Linked DNA regions of Homo sapiens: regions 1, 2, 3, 4 and 6 are each linked to region 5. A link is a contact called in ENCODE Hi-C or POLR2A ChIA-PET data. All regions are on one chromosome and are shown on one strand. Each heading gives the region's core, a stretch centred on a gene start or an enhancer-like site at or near the end of the contact. The rest is flanking DNA. Distances are from core to core; before and after follow the strand shown. Region 1 holds the start of RAD54L (RAD54 like). Region 2 overlaps ZSWIM5 (zinc finger SWIM-type containing 5). Region 3 holds the start of EIF2B3 (eukaryotic translation initiation factor 2B subunit gamma). Region 4 holds the start of LRRC41 (leucine rich repeat containing 41). Region 5 holds the start of NASP (nuclear autoantigenic sperm protein). Region 6 holds the start of NSUN4 (NOP2/Sun RNA methyltransferase 4).

Evidence for each region. Hi-C counts contacts between places; a loop is a spot of excess contacts on that map. ChIA-PET counts read pairs that join two places held with the same protein, here RNA polymerase II (POLR2A). Pooled maps may share reads with other maps.
Region 1: a loop to region 5 is called in a map of CD4-positive, alpha-beta T cell, with 26 times the contacts of the local background. The contact joins the promoter of RAD54L here to the promoter of NASP in region 5. A Hi-C loop is called at or near these places in 3 of 168 maps with a recorded cell type or tissue (CD4-positive, alpha-beta T cell and naive thymus-derived CD4-positive, alpha-beta T cell), 8 of 37 single-sample maps with no recorded cell type and 14 of 50 pooled maps. POLR2A ChIA-PET finds 5 or more read pairs at or near these places in 9 of 52 experiments (Caco-2, GM10248, HCT116 and 5 more).
Region 2: a pooled map shows a loop between it and region 5 (4-fold over the local background). The contact joins the enhancer-like site here to the promoter of NASP in region 5. A Hi-C loop is called at or near these places in 2 of 50 pooled maps. POLR2A ChIA-PET finds 5 or more read pairs at or near these places in 2 of 52 experiments (OCI-LY7 and activated T-cell).
Region 3: a map of B cell shows a loop between it and region 5 (25-fold over the local background). The contact joins the promoter of EIF2B3 here to the promoter of NASP in region 5. A Hi-C loop is called at or near these places in 4 of 168 maps with a recorded cell type or tissue (B cell, CD8-positive, alpha-beta T cell and naive thymus-derived CD4-positive, alpha-beta T cell), 2 of 37 single-sample maps with no recorded cell type and 11 of 50 pooled maps. POLR2A ChIA-PET finds 5 or more read pairs at or near these places in 3 of 52 experiments (H1, PC-9 and T-cell).
Region 4: a loop to region 5 is called in a map of CD4-positive, alpha-beta memory T cell, with 8 times the contacts of the local background. The contact joins the promoter of LRRC41 here to the promoter of NASP in region 5. A Hi-C loop is called at or near these places in 1 of 168 maps with a recorded cell type or tissue (CD4-positive, alpha-beta memory T cell), 5 of 37 single-sample maps with no recorded cell type and 12 of 50 pooled maps. POLR2A ChIA-PET finds 5 or more read pairs at or near these places in 3 of 52 experiments (B cell, OCI-LY7 and activated T-cell).
Region 6: a pooled map shows a loop between it and region 5 (29-fold over the local background). The contact joins the promoter of NSUN4 here to the promoter of NASP in region 5. A Hi-C loop is called at or near these places in 6 of 37 single-sample maps with no recorded cell type and 12 of 50 pooled maps.

What each region holds. Positions count from the first base shown.
Region 1 is chr1:46,244,974-46,249,270 of GRCh38, reverse strand. RAD54L (RAD54 like) reads right to left here and starts at 1,508. Exons shown (of 18, transcript NM_003579.4): 1 at 863-1,508; 2 at 673-759. The coding sequence starts at 865. RefSeq lists a silencer at 1,688-1,947.
Region 2 is chr1:45,051,541-45,055,850 of GRCh38, reverse strand. The region is part of intron 4 of ZSWIM5 (zinc finger SWIM-type containing 5); the gene reads left to right. Among named protein-coding and RNA genes, the nearest start is that of UROD, 41 kb to the right of the region's middle. Within about 2 kb of position 2,755, at least 3 of the 41 ENCODE cell types and tissues checked have a DNase peak (open chromatin) inside an H3K27ac peak, as active enhancers do; they include OCI-LY7, where a contact is called at or near this core.
Region 3 is chr1:44,985,141-44,989,272 of GRCh38, reverse strand. It overlaps EIF2B3 (eukaryotic translation initiation factor 2B subunit gamma), which reads left to right and starts at 2,678. Exons shown (of 12, transcript NM_020365.5): 1 at 2,678-2,780. It also overlaps the pseudogene PPIAP35. RefSeq lists enhancers at 2,335-2,384, 2,095-2,676, 2,635-2,904 and a silencer at 2,455-2,544.
Region 4 is chr1:46,300,993-46,305,197 of GRCh38, reverse strand. It overlaps LRRC41 (leucine rich repeat containing 41), which reads left to right and starts at 1,582. Exons shown (of 10, transcript NM_006369.5): 1 at 1,582-2,074. The coding sequence starts at 1,876. It overlaps UQCRH (ubiquinol-cytochrome c reductase hinge protein), which reads right to left and starts at 1,500. Exons shown (of 4, transcript NM_006004.4): 1 at 1,378-1,500. The coding sequence starts at 1,431. RefSeq lists enhancers at 746-1,327, 1,328-1,911, 1,647-2,046, 3,467-3,586, 3,077-3,659 and 1 more and silencers at 2,037-2,096, 2,147-2,196, 2,227-2,376, 2,727-2,796, 2,827-3,376.
Region 5 is chr1:45,581,508-45,585,754 of GRCh38, reverse strand. It overlaps NASP (nuclear autoantigenic sperm protein), which reads right to left and starts at 1,714. Exons shown (of 15, transcript NM_002482.4): 1 at 1,550-1,714. The coding sequence starts at 1,608. RefSeq lists silencers at 1,019-1,318, 2,229-2,288 and enhancers at 1,819-2,128, 2,579-2,638, 3,049-3,098.
Region 6 is chr1:46,339,116-46,343,138 of GRCh38, reverse strand. It overlaps NSUN4 (NOP2/Sun RNA methyltransferase 4), which reads right to left and starts at 2,332. Exons shown (of 6, transcript NM_199044.4): 1 at 2,220-2,332. The coding sequence starts at 2,312. RefSeq lists enhancers at 1,045-1,134, 2,262-2,471, 3,132-3,931.

The DNA of each region.
Region 1 (4,297 bases), core at 259-2,758, 660 kb before region 5:
TATTCACACACTGCTCCTGCCAAAAAGTGCCTTCTAGTCCTTGCGTAGCTGATCCCTTCCTTCAAAGTTCCAGTGGCCAAGCCCCCACTTCTTGAACTGCTCTTATTCTCTGAAGTCCATGCTGCACTGTCCTATTTATTTTGGTTTACATAGGTCCTGCCCACAGCCAGCCCCAACAAGCCTCCAAAACAGGAAGCAGAGCCCAGGGCCCAACCTAAAGTAGAATATACTGTACTTGAGTATGAGCAAGGACTGGAAGGACACAACCTGTCAGATCTAGGCCCAAGTGAGCCCAGGACTCCAAGGTAGGCCCAGAACACTCTACTGTTCTGTGACACTGGGCAGGGGACAAAGAGCAAAAGAGCCAGCTGCTAATTGCTGTTGTGTAGCCCTTTTTTCCAAGCAGAGTCAAAAGGTCCAATCCAACTGGCTCTTTTGCTTATCTTTTCCCACCAGGAAAACTGAGGCTATATTAGCTTCTAGTGACTACCCTGAGGATAAAGATTTTACTAATCTTGTTCAATGCCTGGCACATAGTAAGTACTCACTAAAAGTTTATTGAACATACAAAAGAGGCATCTGGAATTGGCTATGTAACCCTAGAAACCAAATCCTGGCTTCTTTTCTGTCCAAACAGCTCTACCCACCTTCCCTGTCCCCTTGAGTGCTCACCACTAGGCCAGGTTGCCAGTCTTCATCATCACAGGACCTGCCTTCAGGTTTTCTCTTGGCCAGCTGGCTGGGAGCCAAGCTCCTCCTCTGTAAAGGGAGAACAGAAACAGTGCCTGCAAGGATCCTGCAGCCTAGGCCTACTAGACCCTGACCCAGGGCTATTCCCAGTCTCCCCTAGGCCCACACTTACCATCCTGGGCCTAGGAGTTTAAAACGTCAAGTACCCATGAGCCAAAGGTCAAAAGCAGGCAGCGGCTAAGAGTGTAGGACCAGGGTCTAATCTGTAGAGGGGGCTGCTACATTATTGAGAGGACCGGCTAATTAAAGAGGGGGCATGGATGGCGGGAATCCATCCAGGAACTGGTGTTTGGAACCAAACTGTGAGAGTGGCCGTCCCCAATAAGCCGAGACGAGAGATTAGGCCAAAGAGGAAGAGACCAAGCAGAGATTAGTGTGGGATTGGGGAGGAGGCAGGTGGAGTCCCAGACTGGGCGGAGTGGAGTGGGGATGATGGTCCCAGTCCGGGTGAAGGGAGGAGGTAGTTGCGCGGCGGGGCGGGGTGGGATTGGGGGTGGGTAATCACTGGCCAGGAGAGAGAAGCTGGGGTGAAAGTCCGAGGCCCGGGTGGGGAGGGCGAGTCTGGAGAAAGGAAATTTCCCAGGGCTGGAGGTGGAAACCAGGATCAGACTCAGGGAGGTCGAGCAGGAAGCCACGCGGGCGTGTAAAAAACCCAGGTTAGGAGGGGAATACCAGGAGGGGCTGAAAAGAGCGACAGAGATAGACGCAGACCCCAGCACCTCTCTCTCAACCTTCCTGTTCCCAAAGCGCGCGTTAACAGCCGCCAAGACTCACCGACCCGCCAAGACCGGGTCAATCGAACCTCCCGCCGCGCTGCCGTCGTATCACCCATTGGCTGCGTTCGATGAGTTCGGCGCTCGCGACCCAAGGAAGAGGCGGGAATAGTGCTGCGCCCAATGAGGAGTCTGGGCTCTGGAGCTGGAGAAGCTAAATTGACCTACTAGGAGGCGTGACTTAGATGGGAGGGCGGGGCCAACAGAGGTGGGCGGTTGGGCGAGAAGAGAGGGGCGGGGCGGGGGCGGGGGTGGCGGGGGAGGGGCGGGGCCAACAGCGAGGAGCAGTTGGGCGAGAAGAGCGGGGCGGGGCGAGAAGAGCTGGACGGGGCGGGGAGGGGCGGGGCCAACAGTGGGGAGCGGTTGGGCTAGAGGAGCGGGGCAGGGCTAGAAGAGCTGGACTGGACGCGACGGAGCGGGGAGGGGAGGGGCGGAATTACTACCTGCGAGCTGGAATTCGGCCCGTCTCGGGTGTTTGTCCCAGGTCGGTGAGCTGTGGTCCCGCAGCTATGGAAGGGAAGATTTACGCCACATTGAGCAGCAGGGGAGTTACCACCTGTAGTGGACAGCTGGGGATTATGAAAGGCGGCACATTTCTGGGAGTTTGGATTGAATCTACAGTGGTACCAGGTCTAGAGCGGAGGGCCGGGGTTGGAGTCAGGCCTCGCCCACCCAGAAAGTGGGGAGAGGCATTCGGCCCAGACTGCCACGTGGCGGGCTCGGGCAATGGGAGCCCCCGGATGACGCGACTTTCTCGCTCAGGGGTGTCTTGAAAGAAGCTGCCTTCCTCTCCAAGGCCAAACCGCGTTGGAGGAAGCGTTGTGTTTGGAGTCAGAGATTTAATCATCCAATCTCTCAAAACGTCAGTTTCTTCATATCTAAAGTGGCATTATAATAGTACCTCCCCCCCATGGCTATTCTGACAAGTAAATTAATGTGCGTAAAGCACCCAACAGTGGCATGCACAACCTAGGTACTCACTAATAATGATAAGGGTGTATTTATAGCATTTACCACCAGGCATTTCTGAGCTTCTAAGATATAACAGTTCATGTAATGCTCATGACTATGAGGTAGGTTTATTTTTGTCCCCATTTTGTAAGTGAGGAAACAGGCCTAGATAGGCTAGTAACTTGTACAAGGTCACACACCTGAGTATAGCTTAAGCCATCCTCACAGGGTTATCAAGAATTCTGAGGTCAGGCATGGTGGCTCACACCTGTAATTCCAGCACTTTGGGAGGCCGAGGCAGGAGGATTGCTTGAGCCCAGGACTTCCAGATCAGCCTGGGCAACACGGAGAAACCCCATATCTACAAAAAAATTAGCCAGGCATGGTGGTGCACAGCTGTAGTCCTAGCTATTGCAGACGCTGAGCTTGGAAGCATCGCTTGAGCCTGGAAGGTCAAGCTGCAGTGAGCCAAGATCGCGCCACTGCACTCCAACCTGGACGACAGAGCAAGACCCTATCTCAAAACAAAGAATTCTGGGCCGGGCGCGGTGGCTTACGCCTGTAATCCCAGCACTTTGGGAGGCCGAGACGGGCGGATCACAAGGTCAGGAGATCGAGACCATCCTGGCTAACACGTGAAACCCCGTCTCTACTAAAAATACAAAAAATTAGCCGGGAGCGTTGGCGGGCGCCTGTAGTCCCAGCTACTCGGGAGGCTGAGGCAGGAGAATGGCGTGAACCCGGGAGGCGGAGCTTGCAGTGAGCTAAGATCGTGCCACTGCACTCCAGCCTGGGCGATAGAGCGAGACTCCGTCCCAAAAAAAAAAAAAAAGAATTCTGGAGAGAAATATCGTTTTAATTAAGTATTAATCGGTTGGGAGGCTGTGGCCAGCGGATCACTTTAGGTCAGGAGTTCGAGAACAGCCTGGCCAACATGGTGAAACCCCGTCTCTACTAAAAGCACAAAAATTAGACGGGCGTGGTGGCAGGCGCCTGTAATCCCAGCTACTCATGAGGCTGAGGCAGGAGAGTCGCTTGAACTCAGGAGGGGAGGTTGCAGTGAGCCGAGATCGCACCACTGCACTCCAGCCGGAACGACAGAGCGAGACTCCATTTCAAAAATAATAAATAAATATTTCTGGTTCTAGTTTCCAGTAATAGCAAATAAATGTAGTCAGATTAACCCTCCCACAAATAACAATTACAAACTCTAGGGAAAAAAATATTTTGAAAAACCAATTATTCCAGGGCACTGGACAGTGGCCAAATTTAAGCAGGCTCCAGAAGGAAGTCTACCTACCCTTAAAGAACAACTGCAACTGGTGAGATTAGAAAAGCTGTGGCCTCTTACTTAGGGCATTCCCCAATCTGCAAGGAACTCTTGGGTGACACAGAGTTACTACCTGTGTGGGAACTCTGGTGGGAAGACACAGCTTTACTACCTTGAGGTGTCAGGAAACAGAGTTTGAGGCAGGTCAGGGAACAGAGTTTGAGGCAGGCAGAGCAACCAAAAAGTTACAGGAGAAATCCTAAAAAGGAGAGTATTGCAGAGGGGGTGAGCCCCAACATTTGGGTAAGACAAGTCCTCCCAATTCCTTGGTTGACTGCTTACGTATACATGTGTAGGGGTAACAAGAAACCCAGCAAAAAAAGAAAAAAAAAAAAAAGCAGCAGCTAGAAGGTAGAACTGGGTGAAGATTTTGGCTTCTGCCCTCTGCTGGAGATGATTGATTTGGAATTAAAAATCTAGCCAAATTAGCTGCCTGCCAGAACAAAAGCTGTTCTTCAGAGAAAAATTCTGCAAAGGGCATAAGAAAAAATTT
Region 2 (4,310 bases), core at 1,506-4,005, 530 kb after region 5:
TACTCTTTCTGAAACACTCTTCTCTTGGTTTCCATAACTGCATACCCACTGGGTTTCCCCACTGTGTTCCTGGTGACTTTCACTCAGTCTCCTTTGCAGACTTCTCTGCCTTTCCTCAACCCTTCTAAATATTGAGTGCCCCCCAGCATCCACTTTCCTGTTTACGTTCTCTACCTAAATGATTATATATTCAGTCCCATGGCTTTAAATACTATCCAGATGCAGATAAATCACAAATGTATGTCTCTAGCCCTGATCTTTCCCCTGAGCTCCAGGCTGTGTCCAGCTGCCCATCACTTCTAAGAAACATCTCAAAGTTAATACAGACATCACAGAACTCTTAATTTTCCTGCCAAAGCCTTGTTTTCCCCTTGTTGTCGCCATCTCAATATATAGCATCAAGATGTATTATCTTGTTGCTCAATGGCCAGGCACGGTTTCTCACGCCTGTAATCCTAGCACTTTGGGAGGACAAGGCAGGCAGATCACCTGAGGTCAGGGGTTCAAGACAAGCCTGGCCAACATGGTGAAACCCTGTCTCTACTAAAAATACAAAAAACTGGCCGGGCACAGTGGCTCACACCTGTAATCCCAGCACTTTGGGAGGCCAAGGCAGGCGGATCACGAGGTCAGGAGATTGAGACCATCCTGGCTGACACGGTGAAACCCCATCTCTACTAAAAATACAAAAAATTAGCCAGGCATGGTGGTGGGCGCCTGTAGTCCCAGCTACTCGGGAGGCTGAGGCAGGAGAATGGCATGAACCCGGGAGGCGAGCTTGCAGTGAGCCAAGACCGTGCCACTGCACTCCAGCCTAGGCGACACAATGAGACTCCATCTTAAAAAAAATACAAAAAATTAACCGGGCATGGTGGCAGGTGCCTGTAATGCCAGTTACTTAGGAGGCTGAGGCAGGAGAATCGCTTGAACCTGGGAGGCAGACATTGCAGTGAGCTGAGATCATGCCACTGCACTCCAGCCTCGGTGACAGAGCGAGACTCCATCATTGCTCAAGAAGAAAATTTAAGGGTTATCCTTGATTCCCTATTTTCTTTTACATCCAAACCAAGACCTGTTGATCCTCAGAGTTAGAGGACTGAATGAGATAAAGTGCTTAACACCTTAATTCCTAGCTGATGAAAAGAAATCAGTGATAGCTATTATTTTATTATATTTAATATTTAATAATTACGTAAAATTTTAATTTCCATAGTAGCTACCTTTGCTTTGAGTTTTTGATACTTTTAAAATTTTTTGTTGTTGTTTTTTGAGAAAGTGTCTCACTCTGTTGCCCAGTCTGGAGTGCAGTGGTGCGATCTCAGCTCACTGCAACCTCTGCCTCCTGGGTTCACTCAATTCTTCTGCCTCAGCCTCCCAAGTAGCTGAGACTACAGGCGCGCACCACCACGCCCGGCTAATTTTTCTACTTTTGTAGAGACAGGGTTTCACCATGTTGGCCAGGCTGGTCTCAAACTCCTGACCTCAAGTGATCCACCTGCCTCGGCCTCCCAAAGTGCTGGGACCATAGACATGAGCCACCACGCCCAGGCCAAATTTATTTTTATTGATTTACTTTGAGACAGGATCTCACTGTCCCCTAGGCTGGAATACAGTGGTGTGATCATAACTCACTGCAACTCAAACTCCTGGGATCAAGAAATACTTCCACCTCAGCCTCCCAAGTAGCTGGGATTACAGGCAGAGGCTATCACACTCAGCCAATTCTAATTTTTTGTAGAGGTAGGGTCTCACTATGTTGCCCAGGCTGATCTCAAACTCCTGGCTTTGTGATCCTCCACCTCAGCCTCCCCAAGCACTGGTATTACAAGCATGAGACACTGTACCAAGCCAACACTTTTTTTTAAGTTGTAGGAAAATATGCTTCTGGATACTGATAACAGTCTTGTGAGTGATGTTTTATACAGGCAACTAGTAGGATTTTTTGCTTTGTCTCTTTCTCAGGGTTGTAATTGTATTGAAACAAATTTATAAGGATGTAATTAATAAGACAGAAAACTCATTTGTAACTTATAGGTGAAAGTACTTGTGCTCACTTTCTAGGGATCCTTTTTTTTTTTTTTTTTTTTTGAAACAGAGTCTCGCTCTGTCGCCCAGGCTGGAGTGCAGTAGTTCAATCTTGGCTCACTGCAACCTTTGCCTCCTGGACTCAAGAGATTCTCTTGCCTTGGCCACCTGAGTAACTGGGATTATAGGCACACACTATGATGCCTGGCTAATTTTTTGTATTTTTAGTAGAGATGGGGTTTCACCATGTTGGCCAGGCTGGTCTCGAACTCCTGACCTCAAGCAATCCACCTGCCTCCGCCTCCCAAAGCACTGGGATTACAGGAATGAGCCACCGCACCCGGCCAGGATCCCCTTCTTAATATCAAAATGCCTAGGAAATTGGAACTCCTCCAGGACTAGAATTAGCACCCTGTTTCTTTACCTCTTAAGCCTCTCATCTCACCTAATCTGTTTTCCATTCCTATTATCCTATTGATTTTGCCATTCCTAAGGTCACCAGAGTTCTTCTGAAGTTGCCAGATTTAGTAGCTTCTTTTTTTGGTCCTCTTTTTTACCTGTGAAGATTAAATATGAAAATCTGTTTCTACACTATAGATGAAAAGCCCTTCTTAAACTGTAAAATAAATGTTACTATAATCCCCTAAAGAGTCACTGTTGTAAGTATCAGTTCCTTTTTTCTTTTTTTTTTTTTTTTTGTTTGAGACGGAGTTTCACTCTTGTTGCTCAGGCTTGAGTGCAATGGCGGGATCTCAGCTCACTGCAACCTCCGCCTCCCAGATTCAACCGATTCTCCTACCACAGCCTCCCAAGTAGCTGGGATTACAGGCATGCACCAACACACCTGGCTAATTTTTTGTATTTTTAGTAGAGACGGGGTTTCTCCATGGCAGTCAGGCTGGTCTTGAACTCCCGACCTCAGGTGATCCGCCCACCTCAGCCTCCCACAGGGCTAGGATTACAGGAGTGAGCCACTGCACCCAACACATAATATAGTTTCTTTTTCATGGTACATTTAAAAAATTGAATTGAAAAAATAGAAATGAGGGTTTTTTCTTTTTTTTTTTTCCCATCACCCATGCTGGAGTGCAGTGGTGTGATCTCGGCTCACTGTAACTTCCACCTCCTGGGCTCAAACAATCCTCCCACCTCAGCCTCCTGAGTAGCTGGGACCAGCTGGGTGCATACCACCATGCCCAGCTAATTTTTTGTATTTTTGGGAGAGACAGGGTTTCACCATGTTGCCCAGGCTGGTCTCAAACTCCTGAGCTCAAGTGATCTGCCCTCCTTGGCCTGCCAAAGTGCTGGGATTATAAGTGTGAGCCACAGCACCCAGCCAGAAATTAATTTTCATCTTCAATTAATATCTGAAATTGAGGCTAAGATGGCTTTTCAAAACATTCCTATTTGGCTTTGAGAGGCTTTGAAATAGTGTCCAAATGTACTTCTATCCATGGATGTAACTACATCCTAAAGGATGTTTATATTAAGACATACTGCAGCCAGCCATGGTGGCTCACGCCTGTAATCCCAGCACTTTGGGAGGCCAAGGCGAGTGGATCACCTGAGGTCAGGAGTTCTAAACAAACCTAGCCGACATGGTGAAACCTCATCTCTACTAAAAATACAAAAATTAGCCGGGCATGGTGGCGGATGCCTGTAATCCCAGCTACTAGGGTTGGGGGTGGGGTGCGAGGGGGGGCGCTGAGGCTGGAGAATTGCTTGAACTCAGGAGGTGGAGGTTGCAGCAGTGAGCCAAGATCGCCCCATCTCACTCCAGCTTGGGGGGCAAGAGCGAGACTTTGTCTCAAAAAAAAAAAAAAATCCCAAGAAAGTAATGGTTTTAAGGCATCACAAGTTATCAGCAGTTTGAAAATCCAAGTCCAAATAAATTATTTTTCTTGGATAAGCAAATACCAAGATTCTACTATGTGCTAGGTAATATGCTAGACCCTTTACAAAGGTTATCTCATTAAATTCTCACAATATCCCTACAAAGTAGGTATTTTTATGATCTCAGTTTTACAATTGAATGATTTGATGAAGCTCAGGAAGTTCAGCTAAGCAAAAAAATAAAACCTTTTCTGACTTCCTCGCTTCCAACCATGTCCTTGTGTTAAATGCCCTTCCTCTATGCTGCTTTCATACCCTGAACATATCTTTATCTTAATACTTATCATATTCAAATGGAATTATGTTTATTTATCTGTCTCCCTCACTAGACAGTTCCTCAAGGGTAGGAACAGTGTCTGCTTTATTCACCAGCACAGAGCCTTAACATAGGA
Region 3 (4,132 bases), core at 1,429-3,928, 600 kb after region 5:
AAAAATTAATTAATCGAAAAAAAAGGAAGCTTTCAAAAGATTAGGAAATTGCAGGAATGCATGGGAAAAAGAGAATGGCCATTGGTCCTGTTATCTAGTGCAACTTGATAAACCACTCCAAACCGTAGAGCTTAGAACAACAATTATTTTATTATCTATTCGTCATTTTTTAATATTTATTTTATTTACTTAGAGATCCTGTCTCTTTGTTACCCAGGCTGAAGTGCAGTGATACCATATTGGCTCACTGCCACCTCTGCCTCTTGGGCTCCAGCGATCCTCCTGCCTCAGCCTTCCAAGTAGCTGGAACCCCACAGCGCGGCACCACACCTGACTAATTTTTGTATTTTTAGTAGAGAGGGTGTTTCACTACGTTGCCCAGGCTAGTCTCGAACTCCTGGGCCCAAGGGATCCATCCGCCTCACTTCCTAAACTTCTGGGATTACAAGCGTGAGCCACCGCACCTGGCCTATTATTGTTTTGTTAAAAGCAGGGTCTCGGCTTTGCAAATGCAGCCACCGACGCCAGGAGCTCTGTACGATCAGCCATGGTTAACCCCACCGTGTTCGACATCGCTGTCGACGGCAAGCCCTTGGGCCGCGTGTCCTTCGAGCCGTTTGCAGACAAGGTTCCAAAGGCAGCAGAAAACTTTCGTGCTCTGAGCAATGTAGAGAAAGGATTTGGTTATAAAGGTTCCTGCTTTCACAGAATTATTCCAGGGTTTATGTGTCAGGGTGGTGACTTCACATGCCATAATGGCACTGGTGGCAAGTACACCTGCGGGGAGAAATTTGATGACGAGAGCTTCGTCCTAAAGCATACACATCCTGGCATCTTGTCCATGGCAAATGCTGGACCCAACACAAATGGTTCCCAGTGTTTCATCTGCACTGCCAAGACTGAGTGGCTGGATGGCAATCCTGTGGTCTTTGGCAAGGTGAAAGAAGGCATGAATATTGTGGAGGCCATGGGGCACTTTGGGTCCGAGAATGGCAAGACCAGCAAGAAGATCACCATTGCTGACTGTGGACAACTCTAACAAGTTTGGCTTTTGTTTTATCTTAACCACCAGACCATTCCTTTTGTAGCTCAGAAGAGCACCCCTTCACCCCATTTGCTTGCAGTATTTTTTTTTTTTTTTTTTTTTGAGACGCTGTCTCACCCTGTCGCCCTCTCCCAGGCTGAAGTGCAGTGGCACGATCTCGGCTCACTGCAACCTCCACTTCCCGGGTTCAAGCAATTCTCTTTCCTCAGCCTCCCGAGTAGCTGGGACTACAGGCGCACGCCGCCATGCCTGGCTAATTTTTTCTTTCTTTCTTTCTTTCTTTTTTTTTTTTTTTTTGTATTTTAGTAGAGACGGGGTTTCACCATGTTGCCCAGGCTGATCTTGAACTCCTGAGCTCAGGCAATCTGCCTGCCTCGGCCTCCCAAAGTGCTAGGATTACAGACGTGAGCCACCACGCCCGGCCTGCTCGCAGTATCTTATCTTTGTGCTCTTGCTGCAGTTCCCTTTGGGTTCCATGTTTTCCTTGTTCCTTTCCATGCCTAACTGGATTGCTGAGTTAAGTTTATGATTATGAAATAAAAACTAAATTAAAAAAAAAAAACAGGGTCTCACTCTGTCGTCTAGGCAGGAGGAGTGCAGTGGCCCGATCATAGCTCACTGCAGCCTCGAACTCCTGGGCTCAAGCGATCCTCCCGTTTCAGCCTCCTGAGCAGCTGGGACTACAGGCACACACTACCATGCCCAGCTAATTTTTACTTTTGTAGAGACTGGAGGCTCTCTCGCACAGGCTGGTCTTGAACGCCCGGTTTCAAGCAATCCTCCCACCTCGGCTTCCCAAATTGCGGAGATTACAGGCATGAGCCACCATGCCCAGCCGCCCCCAGTTTTGATGGCTAAAGTTAACGTGAGTGGCCCTGTTACAAATAGGAAGTCCCGGGCCGGGCGCGGTGGCTCACGCCTGTAATCCCAGCACTTTGGGAGGCCGAGGCGGGCGGATCACGAGGTCAGGAGATCGAGACCATCCTGGCTAACACAGTGAAACCCCCGTCTCTACTAAAAATACAAAAAAATTAGCCGGGCATGGTGGCAGGCGCCTGTAGTCCCAGCTCCTCGGGAGGCTGAGGGAGGAAAATGGCGTGAACCCGGGAGGCCGAGCTTGCAGTGAGCCGAGATCGCGCCACTGCACTCCAGCCTGGGCGACGCAGAGCGAGACTCCGTCTCAAAAAAAACAAAAAACAAACAACAACAACAACAACAACAAAAACAAATAGGAAGTCCTGGCAACCCCTGCAGGGGCATTCGGTGATTTTTTTCACTAGCTAGCCAAAATTGCGGCTCCCAATGAGCTTTCTTTCACCGAATGTACTCGAAGCCAGGTCTTAGACTTACTCCCTGAGGAAAGAGGCTGAGTTGTTCCGTCTGGGTTCCCGGCACCCTGCACTGGGAGGAATACTCAAAAGGCGTTGGTAATGTGTTAATGGACAGAGGGACACACGTGTCGAATGCTCCTCGGTGGCCCCGCCCCCTCCGGCCCGCCTTCCCTCCTCTCCGCTGAGTGTGCTTCCCCTCCGTCATCCATCGCTCGGCGGTCTTCTCTTCTCCATGGGTCTGCTCTGCGCGTTCCATCGAGTTTCTCGGCCATCGCGCGCCTGCGCCATTGGGCTGTCAGTCAGAGGCGGCGTGGAGATCGCTGGGAGCGGTTGCGGCGTGCCGGGAGCTGAGTTATAGCTGTGACTTCTGCCCTGCCAGGCCGCACACAAGCTGGCTGACCCGGGTGAGCAGTGCGGTGGGGCCACTCATCTGAGGGAGGCGGGCATGTCGAACTGGGCCGAGGTGGACCCGAAGGGGTAGGAGAGGGTGCTGAGCCCCGAAGTTGTCAGCTCGACTCCCTGCTCGACCCGGTGTAGCTGTGTCCGAAGTAGAAGGGAGGTTGGGGATGAGAATCCGAGCCAACCACCTTATGCAACAGATGGAGGAACTAAGTTTCTAATCTCAGCTACTCGAGAGTCTGAGGCAGGAGAATCGTTTGAACCCAGGAGGTGGAGGTTGCAGTGAGCCTAATTCGCGCCACTGCACTCCAGCCTGGGCAACATAGTGAGACTCTCCGTTTCAAAAAAAAAAAAAAAAAGAAAAGAAAAGAAAGAAACGAAGTTTCGGGGAGGGTTCTGCTTAAAGTCACAGCGAGTGAGCGAGCACCAGACCGGTACCAGACGCCTTTAGCACTGTGCCTGCACTCTTTCAGCCTCAGCCCTTCATTCATTTGTTCAGCCTGCCTTTAGTTGTTTGGATGCAGGGCAGTGAAATATAGGGAGGAGCAGTGAGGTCTCTGCCTTCAGGCAGCACACGTGGAATGACAGACCAATTCTGATACAGTTTTCTTATCTATTTACAACTGGAAAAGGCATGAGTGCTATGATGCAGGCAAGTCTGAGATGCGGTGAACACCCTCTCCAAAGCTTGGGAGGCAGCGAGACTCGTTGCCATGATTCCCGTCAGCCATAGTCGTGGCAGTGACATGAGCATTTGACAGTCTGCCTGGTAGCATGATTAGTTATGTTCATGATTACTATTCATGCTTCCTAGGTTGCCTTTCTTCACCCAGGGCCTCCTTGAGAGCTGGAACCTCAGTTCCTAGTGACCTGGGTTCTAATGCCCTTATGCACATGTTTGAGTTTGACTCTTATACAGTTGTGAAGTTCACAGGTCCTCATTCCACTTTGATTTCTGGCATCTGACTGGGAATACAGTGATGATGCACACACAGTCCAAGAAAGTCACTCTTACACTCTTATGTAGACATTTAAGAGACATTAATGTTACACTTAAGTAGACATTTAAACACATACGTGCAATGAAACCCGTAAAGGCTAAGAGAATCTGCACATGGCAGAATGGAAGCACTTCGGGAAAAGGAGTCACTTCTGGAGGGGTGGGAACGGTTAGGAATGGCTTTGTAGGCAAGAGGATTCTTGAGCTGTCTTCAAAGTTTAATAGGTGATTACTAGACACAAGAGAAAGGCAGACTAGGAAGCAACAGTAGCAGTGCAGAGACCAGAATTATGAAGCAGCATGGCTCAATTAGTACGAAGGTTTTCCATAATCTAGTCTCTGTCTAGTAAAGCAAAT
Region 4 (4,205 bases), core at 333-2,832, 720 kb before region 5:
ACCACAGGCGTTCACCACCATGCCCGGCTAATTTTTATATTTTTTGTAGAGACGGGGTTTCGCCACGTTGCCCAGGCTGGTCCAACTCCTGGACTCATGCTACCTGTCTGCCTCGGCCGTCCTCCTAAAGTGTTGGGATTACAGGCGTGAGCCACTGCGCCCGGCCTCAGGTTCTATTTCTTTTTAGAAATAATAAGACTAGAAAAATTAAGGGATAAATAAGTCTCCAATTATTCTGAACCCACAGCCCAGAATGGCTGCCCCCAAGTGACCAGAGAACAGACGGACAGGAAATGAGATTAGAAACAACTAGTAGCTGTGTCGCAAAATTGATAAGAGTCCTGGTTCTAGAACCGCGCTGCTTGGCCGCAATTCCTGGCTGCACCAATTTGGTAGCTGCATGACCTTAGAAAAGATATTTAACCTCTATGCTTGTTTCCTCATCTGTAAAAATGGCACTAATAGTACCCAACACTTACTTCATAGGAATAGTGTGTAGATGAAATGAATTAGGGCCGGGCGCGGTGGCTCACGCCTGTAATCCCAGGACTTTGGGAGGCCGGGGTGGGCGGATCACTAGGTCAGGAGTTCGAGATCAGCCTGGCCAACAGAGTGAAACCCCCGTCGCTACTAAAAACACAAAAATTAGCCAGGCGTGGTGGCGGACACCTGTAGTCCCAGCTACCTGGGAGGCTGAGGCAGGAGAATCGCTTGAACCCAGGAGGCGGAGGTTGCAGCGAGCCGAGACCACGCCACTGCACTCCAGCCTGGGCGACAGAGCGAGATTCCATCTCAAAAAAAAAAAAAAAATTAATTAGTGCATATAAAGCACTTGGAATAGCAAGCAGTCAATAATTATAGCAGCACTCTTTCTCTGGGAAAGAGCTCCCTCTTCCATCACAGAATCACATCGTACATTCTTTCATTGTCCCCAAAGACACACACCTTCCTCAAAGAAAAGGAACACAAGGCCAGGTCTTCCGAACCTCCATAGAAGATGTGGTAGGGATTCCTAACCTGAGCTGGGGCAAGGCGGTCTGTTTGCTCCCCAAATCTGTGAAACGCGGGCTTCAGAACATCTGACTGACTGCAAACATAGGTCATATTTTTACAAGACTTTAGTCCACAAAACATTTTCGCTCTCAAACCTTCACTACATTCACAGAATGCAGAAGCCGAGGCCCAGAGAAAAACTAGTCATCTATCTGTCCAAAGTCACCGGACGAATTCTGGGGAAAGGTCGAGGGAACTAGAGCTCCCGACTATGCAAACCCTAGAGGGTAAACTGGGGGCTAAGAGGGCCCCGTGCGTGTTTTGGCGGGCTAGGTCCTGGGCTTCAGGGCAGAGAAGAGGGCCGAGTGGATCGCCTTGCCTTACCTCCTCAGGATCTCCGGATTCGGTAAGCATCTTTTGCTCGTCCTCCAGTCCCATGTCTGGCTACGGTTCTAGATTCAACACGAGCAGCAACAGCGGCACCTAACCCAGTTCAGGATCAAGAAGGACTTGTAAGGGTCACTCAGCGGAAATCCGGCGATCTGGCCGGAAGTGCGGCACACTCATCGTGGTCGCGAACACATGCTCAGATTGGCATGTACTACCAGCCGCAGGCAGAGGTTAGGGGTAGCTGATGTTTGCACCCGAGGAGGCTTTGCTAAGAAACATCCCCTTAGTCATACCACACCCAAGTATAATTGATCTAGGAGTTTATCTAAAATAGTAGCTCCTAAGAGACTTGGAAAGTGTGCTAATTTCTTCGAAATTTCTTTAGAATAATTCACATTCTTCCCCATATCGCTTATGGAGCCGTCCTAACTGCTGACCTTTTCAAGATGGCGGTCCGCGGGCGACACTCTCGGGCTCGCGCACCTCCCCAAGATGGCGGCGCCCGAGGCCTGGCGCGCCCGGAGTTGCTGGTTCTGTGAGGTAGCGGCGGCAACGACCATGGAGGCCACGTCCCGGGAGGCGGCGCCAGCGAAGAGCTCGGCCTCGGGCCCCAACGCTCCCCCCGCCCTGTTCGAGCTGTGCGGGCGGGCGGTGAGCGCCCATATGGGGGTTCTGGAGAGCGGGGTGTGGGGTAAGTCGCGGGGTGAGGGGCTACCTCTGGCTAAGAGCAAGGGGCGGCCCAGCGGCCGGGGGGCGCGGGGGGCGAGGCCGGGAGGCCCGGGGCAAGGCCCAGCCTGGGGCGCTGAAAGCCAGCTCGTAGGATCGGAGAATGAATTTTGTGACTGACAGGGCTGGACAGAGTAAAGACGGAGACCTAAATGGGCAGGCTGACCCGCACCGCGGCCTGGCTCGGGGGCGCGGGGGGCGAGGCCAGGAGGCCCGGTCTGGAGCGAAGCAGGCTGGGCCCGGGCGACTGAGGCTGGATTGCGGCTGTGGGCCGCGCGAACTGACACTCGGCTGGGCCGGGCAGGAGAGTCTCGGATGTCGAACCGGTGGGCAGCGATGGCCCGGCTGCCCTAGGGCAGGGGCCGAGGTTAGGAGGCCCGGCCTAAGGCAAGGCCAGGCCAGGCCCGGGGCCACCGAACCTGACTGATGGCCCCGGGGCTCCAGCATCTGCCTGACACGCCACGGGGGTCGAGATTCCGGAGGCCAAGCCGATGGGCGGAGGGGAGGACAGCAGATTGGAGAGCGAGGGAATGGGGCAGGGGGAGAGGCCGAACGAAAGGGTCGGGGCGCCGCGGCCTGTCTGACGGCCCAGGGCTGACGGGAGCGAACCGACAACCGGGGTCTCGGGTGCCAAACTGACTAAGCGACCGAGCGACCGTGCGACCCGCAGGACAGGGAGCGCCGGAGGCCACTCGGATCGGCTCGAGCGGCGAGGAGGGACCGGAGAGCGAGTGGAGGGGGGCCCGGAGCGGCTTAAACAAGCGAGGGAGGCTCGAATGACGGACAGGCGGGAAGGGCCAAGGAGGCCCCAAGCGGGGCGACGGCCCGGGGATCCCGGACTGCCGGGCTGCCGTGGCAGGGGGCGCGGCGCCGCCAAGAGGCCTTGGGCTGAATGGGAGTGAACGGGGGCCCCAGGCCTGAAGGCGGCCGGGACCAAAGGGCCGGGCCTGGATGGAGGGCGGCCTGGGGCGCCGGGATGAACGGCCGGGGAGGGCGAACCGGCCAGTTGGGCTGGGAGGCGGGGCTGTGGGTTGGGGACCGCTGGCCGCGGCCTGGCCGCTGACGAGGGAAACTTGGGTCCGACGTGGGGCAAGTGAAAGAGGGGAAAGTGAGGCTCTGCCAAGCAGGCCTAGCCGCGCTGGGGACAGGGGAGGCCTCGGGCCTGAGAGGCTGCTGGCTCTGTGAGGGTGGGGTCGGGAGGCCGGGGTTGGAGTTGGGCGAAGAGGTGGCAGGCCCGGCCGAGGCCTGCTGGGGAGGGGGGCAGGAGAGCAGGCCCCGGGCCTGGAAGCGGCGCGGGGGAGGTTCCACCAGGAGGCCTTGCGGGTGGCCGTGGCGTCTTTGCAGGAGGAAGGCCCTGGTCAGGACAGGAGTGAGGACTTTGAGGACTCGAGGTTGCAGGGCGCGGAGTTTGAGTTATGCCATGAGGAGGGGGTGTGGGGAAAAGGCCCTGGAGTTTGGGGGGACTGAAGCTCCGGGATAAGCTGGAGGGTGGTCGGGGAGGCCCTTGGCTGTGGGAGTGGAGCCCAGTACCATGAGGCCTGAGTGTCCTGCATAGTGGTGGTGGAAGAGGCTTTTAGAAGTCGGCCGGTGTGCGGAGGGGACAGTGGAGGCCCCAGGCCAGCCAGCGGCTGAGAAGACAAGGGGCAGGCCGACCCATGGGGAACAGGAGGAAAGGCTCCGTAGAGCTGAGCAGGGAGCTCAGAAAAGTCCTAGGGCATGGGGAAGAAGGCAGAGAGGGTCTGGCTTTTCCGCCTGGAGCTTCTGGGATGCTAAGACTGGCTAAAAAGGAAGATGACTGGGTGCGGAGGCCCAGGTTGGGAAGCAGCAGCATTAAAGGTGCAGGCTAGAAAGAAGCAAGGAAAATCCCGGCTTAAGAAGAATGGAGAAAGGAAGAGAGGAGTTTGTGGGTAACTGGGGATGAGAATTCCTGTGGCTGCAAGAAGAGATGGCTAACTAGAGGGGAGCAGGTTGGAGGGAAAAGGGGTAAGGCTCTGGAGGAACTTCTTCCCGTGTGGCCTCTTCCCCCTAAAACAATTGACAGTTTACTGAATCTCCCTTTCCCCTTCTCCCTCCCCTACCACTGCTGTACATACCAC
Region 5 (4,247 bases), core at 465-2,964:
GGAGTTCGAGGTTGCAGTGAGCTATGATCACAACACTACACTCCAGTCTGGATGTGAGATCCAGACCCTGTCTGCAAAAACAAAACAAAAACACACAGCTGTCAGTGAAATACTGACTGCTAGAGCTGTCTAGGAAACATTATAAAAAGCAGCTCTTTTTATAATAGCTATAGCACGACTCCCAAGCCCAATCTATACTGCTTATATCGAATCAATGGGGAAAGAGGCAGGTAATGGGAGTTTGAAATTAAAATTGTATTTCCCATGAGTTCCCAAATGATTCTCAGGGTGACTTGAGAACCACTGCTCTACAAGAACGCAGAGAGAAAAGGTGGTAAGCAGAGATATACGTAAATCTCTAACTATAAACAAACAAAGACATAATCATGACAGAGTGTAAGCCTATAGAATATCAATTTAAAAAACTTCACAGCAACCATTCCTTTTACAGGGAAGGCAACTAACCTCTAAAGCGCACAAGATTAGAAAAAAAAATAGAACCAGATGCCTAAAAAAATATGGCAAGATTGGGAAATCAGACCTACTGTATGGGAAACAGCACTTGTTTCCTTGAACTCGTGTAGTGTTTCCCTCCACTGTTCAAAAAACAGATTACGCCTGAGTGGCACTGTGCCGCTTTCAAAACAATCCTATCTTGTTTCCCTCCAGTCCTTCTCCACTTCGTGCATACTACTGCCGATTCACCTAGCAACCAAACAGTGCTGGTGAGAGCTCCAGACAGCGCTTCCTGAAGACGCTTTACGTCCGGTAATGTTCCCCCCAAACAGACACCACCTCCAAAGTCTAAAGAACGACAATCCTCCCCACCACAGGCAGGGGCTCACGGAGTCGCGGGGAGCGATAACTATCTCCCAGCACAAGACGTGAGCGAGGTGTCGGGGGGAACTAGCCTCGCCGGCCCCACGGAGATAGTCCAAAGCTCCTGCTGGAGCCGCAGCGGCCCCAAACAATGGAGTTTTCCCGCCTCCTCAAGGCCCCGCCCCCTGCCCCAGGGCCGGCGAGGGAAGCGAACGCACGCGCGCAAAACCCCGCCCTCAGCAAGGCCCCGCCCACCCCGACCCCTCAGGTCCAGCCTCCTTCCTCGTGCAAGGTTTTTTTTCCCTTTTGGCGCCAAATCTTCGTTGGTTATATTCCCGGGTTATCCAGGGGTTCTACCAGAGGCACACGCTGGGGACAGAAGGGGCGTGAAGGCCAACCCGCGCGCCAGGGCCCCGCCTCCCGGCCAACCGCCCCGGGCTGGGGGAGGAAGGAGAGGGGCAGGCGAAGGATACAGCCGCCGCTGCCCCCGGCAAGATGGCGGCCGCGAAAAGCGGGGCAGGGGGCGCCAGCCGACCGCCGTTACCGCTGCTGCGCGAGGCTCTCAGCAAAAGAAGGACTGCTCCAGTGACCAGGCCTTCCCGAACAGCGACAGCTGCTCTTGGGAAGGCAAGTACTCCCGCCCACCGGTCTGCCCCTTCTCCGGAGCCCCCGTCCATTAGCCCTCCCCGCGGACTGGCCAGTGCCTTAAGCTTTCCACAGTCCCGCTTACTTGTCGGCAGAAACCAGCTCCGCGGCGACGGCGGCAGTGGCTGTGGACTCCATGGCCATCGTTCCCCTGAGGTGGCGAACCAGCGAACGGAATAGAGCCTGCGAGAAAAACAGGCAATTTGGGACGCCAGAGACTCACTCAGGGACAGAAAATGGCAGATTAGAGACCCCGCGCGGCCGGGGCCCTTTTATATACGAGGACCCTTCGCCCCGCCCATCCACTTCCGGATCCTCCCCCTCGGGTTTAAAGGGCCAGGACTCACCACCCATACCCTCCGTCCCCCGCCGGCCTACCACTATCTAGACACCTCCTGCCCTCTCCATATGGCTCCGCGGGATTGTTTCCCTCCCTAGCCCGACTTCTCCAATAAACAGCAACTTCCTGCTTCTCCAGCAAGTCGCATAAGAAGAACTGGAATCTTGACACTACAACTCCTGACAGGACGCCCCTGCGGCATCCAGAGACAGGGAAGCCAGTGCTGCTCTGCATGTTCAGGGCGAGTAGCTGAGAGTCTCCTTCCGGCCTGGATACTGAGGAAGGTGACTTAGACTTTCTCTCCGTCCTCTGAGTCGTAACGGACGGACACGCAAGGGCCGAGGACGGGTACAAGCAGCAGCGACTAGAACTGATCTGGGTGAGATCTAGGCCTCAGCAACAACTGACGCAAAAAGATTTTGTTCTAGGATTGGCTACAGCTGAAACTACCGCGCTTGATTCAAAGCTCGGGGCTTGCAGCGGGAGGCAGCTGGCTCCTCCCTCTGAACCCGCCCCCTTTGGCTGGCCCAATCCGCTGATCCCATCCTCTTAGGCCCTGCCCAGACTCCAAATCTACCAGAATTAATGCTCCCAGCGCTGTTTGTCCACTCCTGCCTATGATTTGCTGTGTGACTACTACTCGTGGGGGTACCGTGATTAGACGCTTTAAAGCTATTAGCTATCTTGTTTAATATTAACAATGCTACTAGTGAGATCAGTGTTAGTCTGTTTCTTAGAAAAATAAACCAAGGGGCCGGACGCGGTGGCTCACGCCTGTAATCCCAGCACTTTGGGAGGCCTAGGCTGGTGGATCACGAGGTCAGGAGTTCAAGACCAGCCTGGCCAAGATGGTGAGACCCCCCCGTCTCTACTAAAAAATACAAAAATTAGCCGGGCGTGGTGGCGGGCGCCTGTAATCCCAGCTACTCGGGAGGCTGAGGTAGGAGAATACTAGAACCCGGAAGGCAGAGGTTGCAGTGAGCCGAGAGCTCGCCACTGCACTCCAGCCTGGGCAACAGAGCGAAACTCCGTCTCAAAAATAAATAAATAAATAGGCCAAGGTTCCAACCTGGCCAACATGGTGAAACCCCGTCTCTACTAAAAATACGAAAATTAGCCAGGTGTGGTGGCAGGCTCCTGTAATCCCAGCTACTCGGGAGGCTAAGGCAGGAGAATCACTTGAACCCGGGAGGCAAAGGTTGCAGTGAGCCGAGATCTCGCCACTGCACTGCAGCCTGGGCAACAGAGCGAGACTCCGTCTCAAAAAAAAAAAAAAGGGGAAGCTGTGACTTGTTCAGAAAGTTGCAAGACAAATCAGTTATGGAAAGCAGTGTGCCTCATTTCCTGCAAATGGCTGAGTGAAAAATAACTGGCAGGCTAAAAAGCTGCAATTCCTCACACCTGGAGTATCATCCATTCCTTTTCACCATGGCCCAGTCTACGCTGATCGGAGTAGGGGTTTTTATTTCCCTTTAGGTTCCAGCATATTGGGAAAGATTCCTGGAGAGGATTCTTATTCCAATCTGTCAAGGCTCGAAGAGGTTGAAATCTTTGGGGCTAGAGAGCTGGACGTGAAAATGCCAATTCCTATGGCAAACATACATGGGCTCTTCCATTATTAGCTAGGTGACGTGAGCCAGGTCACGTAACCCGGATTGTAATCGAGTAGCTGGGATTAAGGTTAAGTGTAAAATGAAGACATATTAGTAGCCACCGCTTAAGGACATTGTGAGAATTACAGGTAATTAGCACTGTGTAGAATTCACGCTAAGCACTCATTGAATGGCTACCACAGTCTGATGATGTGGTAAATGGAGGGTGTTGGGAGGGGAGATCTCTCCAAAGTCCTTGCAGCCAGGGCTAGGGCCTGAGAAAACCTCTGCAATTACTGGTGTGACCGATTCATCCATTAAATTAATATTCACTGAGCAACTTTGAGGTACAAGACTTTGTACTAGGTTCTGGGGACAAAAGACATGGACTCTACCTTGAGGAACTCAGAGAAATATATTTTAAAATATATTTTAGGCTGGGCGTGGTAGCAGGTGCCTGTTATCCCAGCACTTTGGGAGGCTGAGGCAGGCGGATCACTTGAAGTCAGGAGTTCGAGACCAGCTTAGCGAACATAGTGAAACACCATCTCTACTAAAAATACAAAAATTAGCCGGGAGTGGTGGCAGGCTCCTGTAATCCCAGCTACTTGGGAGGCTGAGGCAAGAGACCCACTTGAACCCAGGAGTTGGAGGTTGCAGTGAGCTGAGATTGCACTACTACACTCCAGCCTGGGCGATGGTGAGTCTCCATCTCAAAAAAAAATAAATAGCTGGATGCAGGCCGGGCGCGGTGGCTCACTCCTGTAATCCCAGCACTTTGGGAGGCCGAGGCGGGCAGATCACCTGAGGTCAGGAGTTTGAGACCAGCCTGGATCCCCTGGTGAAACCCC
Region 6 (4,023 bases), core at 1,083-3,582, 760 kb before region 5:
GAGGGAACCACAGAGCATATATGGGTATTGCAGGGGGGCCCTATGGAGGGTCCATGGCGGCTGCTCTGAGCATAACTATTGGCCGAGACAGGATCACAAGGAAGGCAGAGGGGAAAAGAAGTGGGGATAACACTTTTGAGAGCTCTAGGGACCACAGTCAGTAAGGTAGTCCCTGGGGGAAGTTCTTTGGGGCTGGAATTTGAAGGAGTTGTGATGTATGGCTGCATACAAGAAGGACCAGAGAGGCAGGAGGGAGGTGGGGGACAGGTGTGGGCCTTAGCGGGCTTGGGCTGGCCAGAAGGGGTGTGCTGGGGAGTGTTGACTAGGGAGAGACATTTGTGGGGAGTATGTGACTGTCTTAACTCTGGGGACTTAGGGGACTTCGGTTGGGGGGAAACTGGAGTGGGAAGAGGGGGTTCATTATAGCTTCTGCGGGGAAGTGACTGGGGTGGAGATATAAACTGGTTGCCCAGGGGTGAAGGGAAGGAAAGGACAGAATGAGGACCATGGGGACGAGATGGTTCCTGGGAACAGGGGGGACCAGAAGTTGTGGTGTCCGGGGTTAGGATGAGGTAAGAGTTCCCAGTTGCCTCCCAGGAGAGAAGGGACTCAATGCAAGCCTTCCTGGGAGCCTGGGACTGGGGTGAGCAAGGAGAATCAGTACTCCCGGGGCACAGGCAGATGGCATAGCAAGGACTCCCAGGGGTAGGTATGTAGGCCTCTGAGGAAAGATGGGAGTAATGATAAGAGCCCTCCTGAGGTGAGCTGGGAGAGCCAGGCATGCCTGCCTGAGAAGAGAGTGGGAAGCCACAACAATTTTTCTCAAGGGGCAGGTCAAGCTGTGGTTTGGGTTCACAAGAGTCTAGAGGCTTAAGGCTGCCATGGTAAAAGCTGCCAGTAGGTGGGGAAGATGCTGGGGAGAGAAGGGGGTCATTATAACTTCTCCCTGAGAACCAGTGAGAGGGCAGAGAGATCATCAGCCCAGTTTCCAAAACTCTGTGAGAAAGGGTTGGGGAGGCCATAGGACTAGTTTCCACCGGCCGGCGAGCAAGAGGAGGTGAAATCGTGAGGCAAGTTCCCGGGGTCCTATGTGTAGGAGGAGGCGAAATCATGGGTCCAGTTTCCAAGGGTACATGAGTGAGCTGAGGGGAGGTCACTGGGCTCGTTCCCGGGGACTGATGAGCAAGGGGAAAGGAGGTTGCCGGGCTGGTTCCAAAAGCTGAAGGCCATCCGCTAGAGTAACAGAGATTAGTGTGCTGGTCACAGTACGTGCCTTGAAGACAGGGACGCCGCATTCTGGAGGGACTCATCCAGCTGCAATAAGGTGTCCGCTGACAGAGAGGGGGTGACCCCGGAATGCTGAACTGCTCAAAATAAGGGCTGGAGAGTGGGGAACCCGAGTGGCAGGGCTAGCGGCAGTAGGTCCTTTCCAGGAGTGGGGAAGAGGACTCAAAAGACCATCTCCCTGAGTGCGAGGAAGGTTGTGGGGGTGGAAGAGATGGTGGAGGTGGCGAGGGAATCGGCTGGGGTGGGCAGGGGGGCGTGCCGGTCATAGAAGAAATTCCAGGGCTTCCAGTGAGGCAAGAAAAAGGGTCTCTGGAGAAGCAAGGAGAGTCCAGAGGATGAGAGGATTCGTTGCACCTTTTGCCAGGGTTTGGGCCGGCAGTATGGACAGGGTGGTCGCTGTAACCTTGCCCGGTCGCCAGAGGCAGCTCGAGGTTGAGGAAGGGGCTGAATCCTTTCCTGCAAGGCGGCGGAGACCCAGGAGTGCAGGCAAGGTCGCTATGGTATTTTCCGAGGGGTGAGGGCGACCGGGCTGGAAAATCAATGAGGAAAGGAGAAGTCATGTGGGGGAAGAATGGGCAAGGGAAAGGGGGAGGGGAGGGAGGGAAGTAAAAGGGGGAGTGGGGGACAGAAAGGTAGGTGGACACAGCTGGGGAACAAGAGACAGTGACATCACTAAAAGAATGAAGGCGAAGGTGATGACGCAACTTGGGCGGAGTCAGGAGACTGCAGACGTAACAAGTGGAAGACACTAACGCTCGGGACATAGAGTGCGGACAGAGGCGGTGACGGAAAAGACGAGAGAGGGAGGTGCCTAAGGACGTTCCGTGGAGTGCTTGGGAAAGACGCTAGGCGTTCTAGAGGGCCGGGAAACGGAAAGACTGGAGAAGTTTCCACCCTCACTTTTCCCTCCTGCGCCCCCAGCCGGACCTTACCCATTTCTTCTTATATCGATGTCTCCGCGGGACCGTCGCGAGGTCCACACGCTTCAGCAGCTCCCGGACACCCCTCAGTGTCAGCGCAGCCATATCGGCGTGCTCCACGGGGTAATTCCGACCGGAACCGCGACAGGAGACTCGCGTGTTCCGGGGAGGTGGTGAGCGCCACCCGGCGGGACACGAGCGAAAAAAGGGAAAGGAAATACATCTGACGCTCTCCCAGGACTCCGCGCGCCTCTACAGACTCCGCCCAGCCAGGAGTCCCCTGAAGGCTGCTGGAAAAAGAGCAACCTGGCACCCGGAATAATGACTCTGCCTGGATGCTTAGAGCAGTGCGAGGGACTCCCAAGAAGCCCCTAGCCCACTTGGGGGACCAGGGAGGATTAGGAGTTGGTGGTTGAGTACCGAAAGAGTTAGCTAGGCGAAAAGGGGCGGGAAGGGCCTCCTAGGCCGAAATTGCATGGAGGAAGATCCTTAGGTAGAGGAAAATGAGACCAGGCTTGTAGGCAGAAGCAGATTTGCAGTGAAACAAATGAAGCTTAAGTTTCGGGACCTGGCCGGGCGTGGTGGCTCACGCCTGTAATCCCAGCACTTTGGGAGGCCGAGGCGAGCAGATCACGAGGTCAGGAGATCGAGACCCTCCTGGCTAACACGGTGAAACCCCGTCTCTACCAAAAATACAAAAAATTAGCCGGGCGAGGTTGCTGGCGCCTGCAGTCCCAGCTACTCGGGAAGCTGAGGGATGGCGTGAACCCGGGAGGCGGAGCTTGCAGTGAGCCCAGATCGCGCCACTGCACTCCAGCCTGGGCGACAAAGCGAGACTCCGTCTCAAAAAAAAAAAAAAAAAAAAAAAAAGTGGAGGCGTGAATAACCCACCCCTTGTTTAGCGTACCATCAAGAAATAACCATAAAAATGGGCAAGCAGCCCTTGGAGCTGCTCTATCTATGGACTATCCATTCTTTTATTCTTGTACTTTAATAAACTTGCTCTCACTTTGCATTGCGGACTCGCCCTGAATTCTTTCTTGTGCGAGATCCATGAACCTCTCTTGGGGTCCGGATCGGGACCCCTTTCTGGTAACAATGCCTGTAATCCCAGCCAATCTCCCTGCCTTTTGATCTCCCTGCCTCACTCCTACCCACCCTGATAATTGGCTGTTGAATGATCATTTAAAAACACAGTTTCTGATCATGTCCCTCCTCTCCACTGGATCCCTACTGGTGATGTCAAATGTTGTGGGGCCTAACGCTTCCGCAATTTGAGAAGACATAGTTAAGAAAAATAATACAAAACTTGGCCGGGCGCGGTGGCTCACGCTGCCCCCAGCCGAAAGCTTTTTCTTATTTGGCATTTGAATGTGGAATTTTGGAATTTTCTTATTGGCAACAAATACTGTCAGTTATTTTCCTTGAAGTGACAGGCTCACTTTGTTCATTTTTCAAGAAAAAGGCTGGCCGGCACTGTGGCTCATTCCTGTAATCCTAGCACTTGGGAGGCCGAGGTGGGTGGATCACCTGAGGTCAGGAGTTGGAGACCAGCCAGGCCAACGTGGTGAAACCCAGTCTCTACTAAAAATACAAAAATTAGTTGGGCATGGTGGCTCATGCCTGTAATCCCAGCTACTTGGGAGGCCGAGGCAGGAGAATAACTTGAAACCAGGAGGCAGAGGTTGCAGTGAGCTGAGATCATGCCACTGCACTCCAGGCTGGGCAACAGAGTGAGACTCTGTCTCAAAAGAAAAATTCTAGTATATTAAAATATAATTGATTTTTTCTGTTGACCTTGTATCCTGAGACCTTC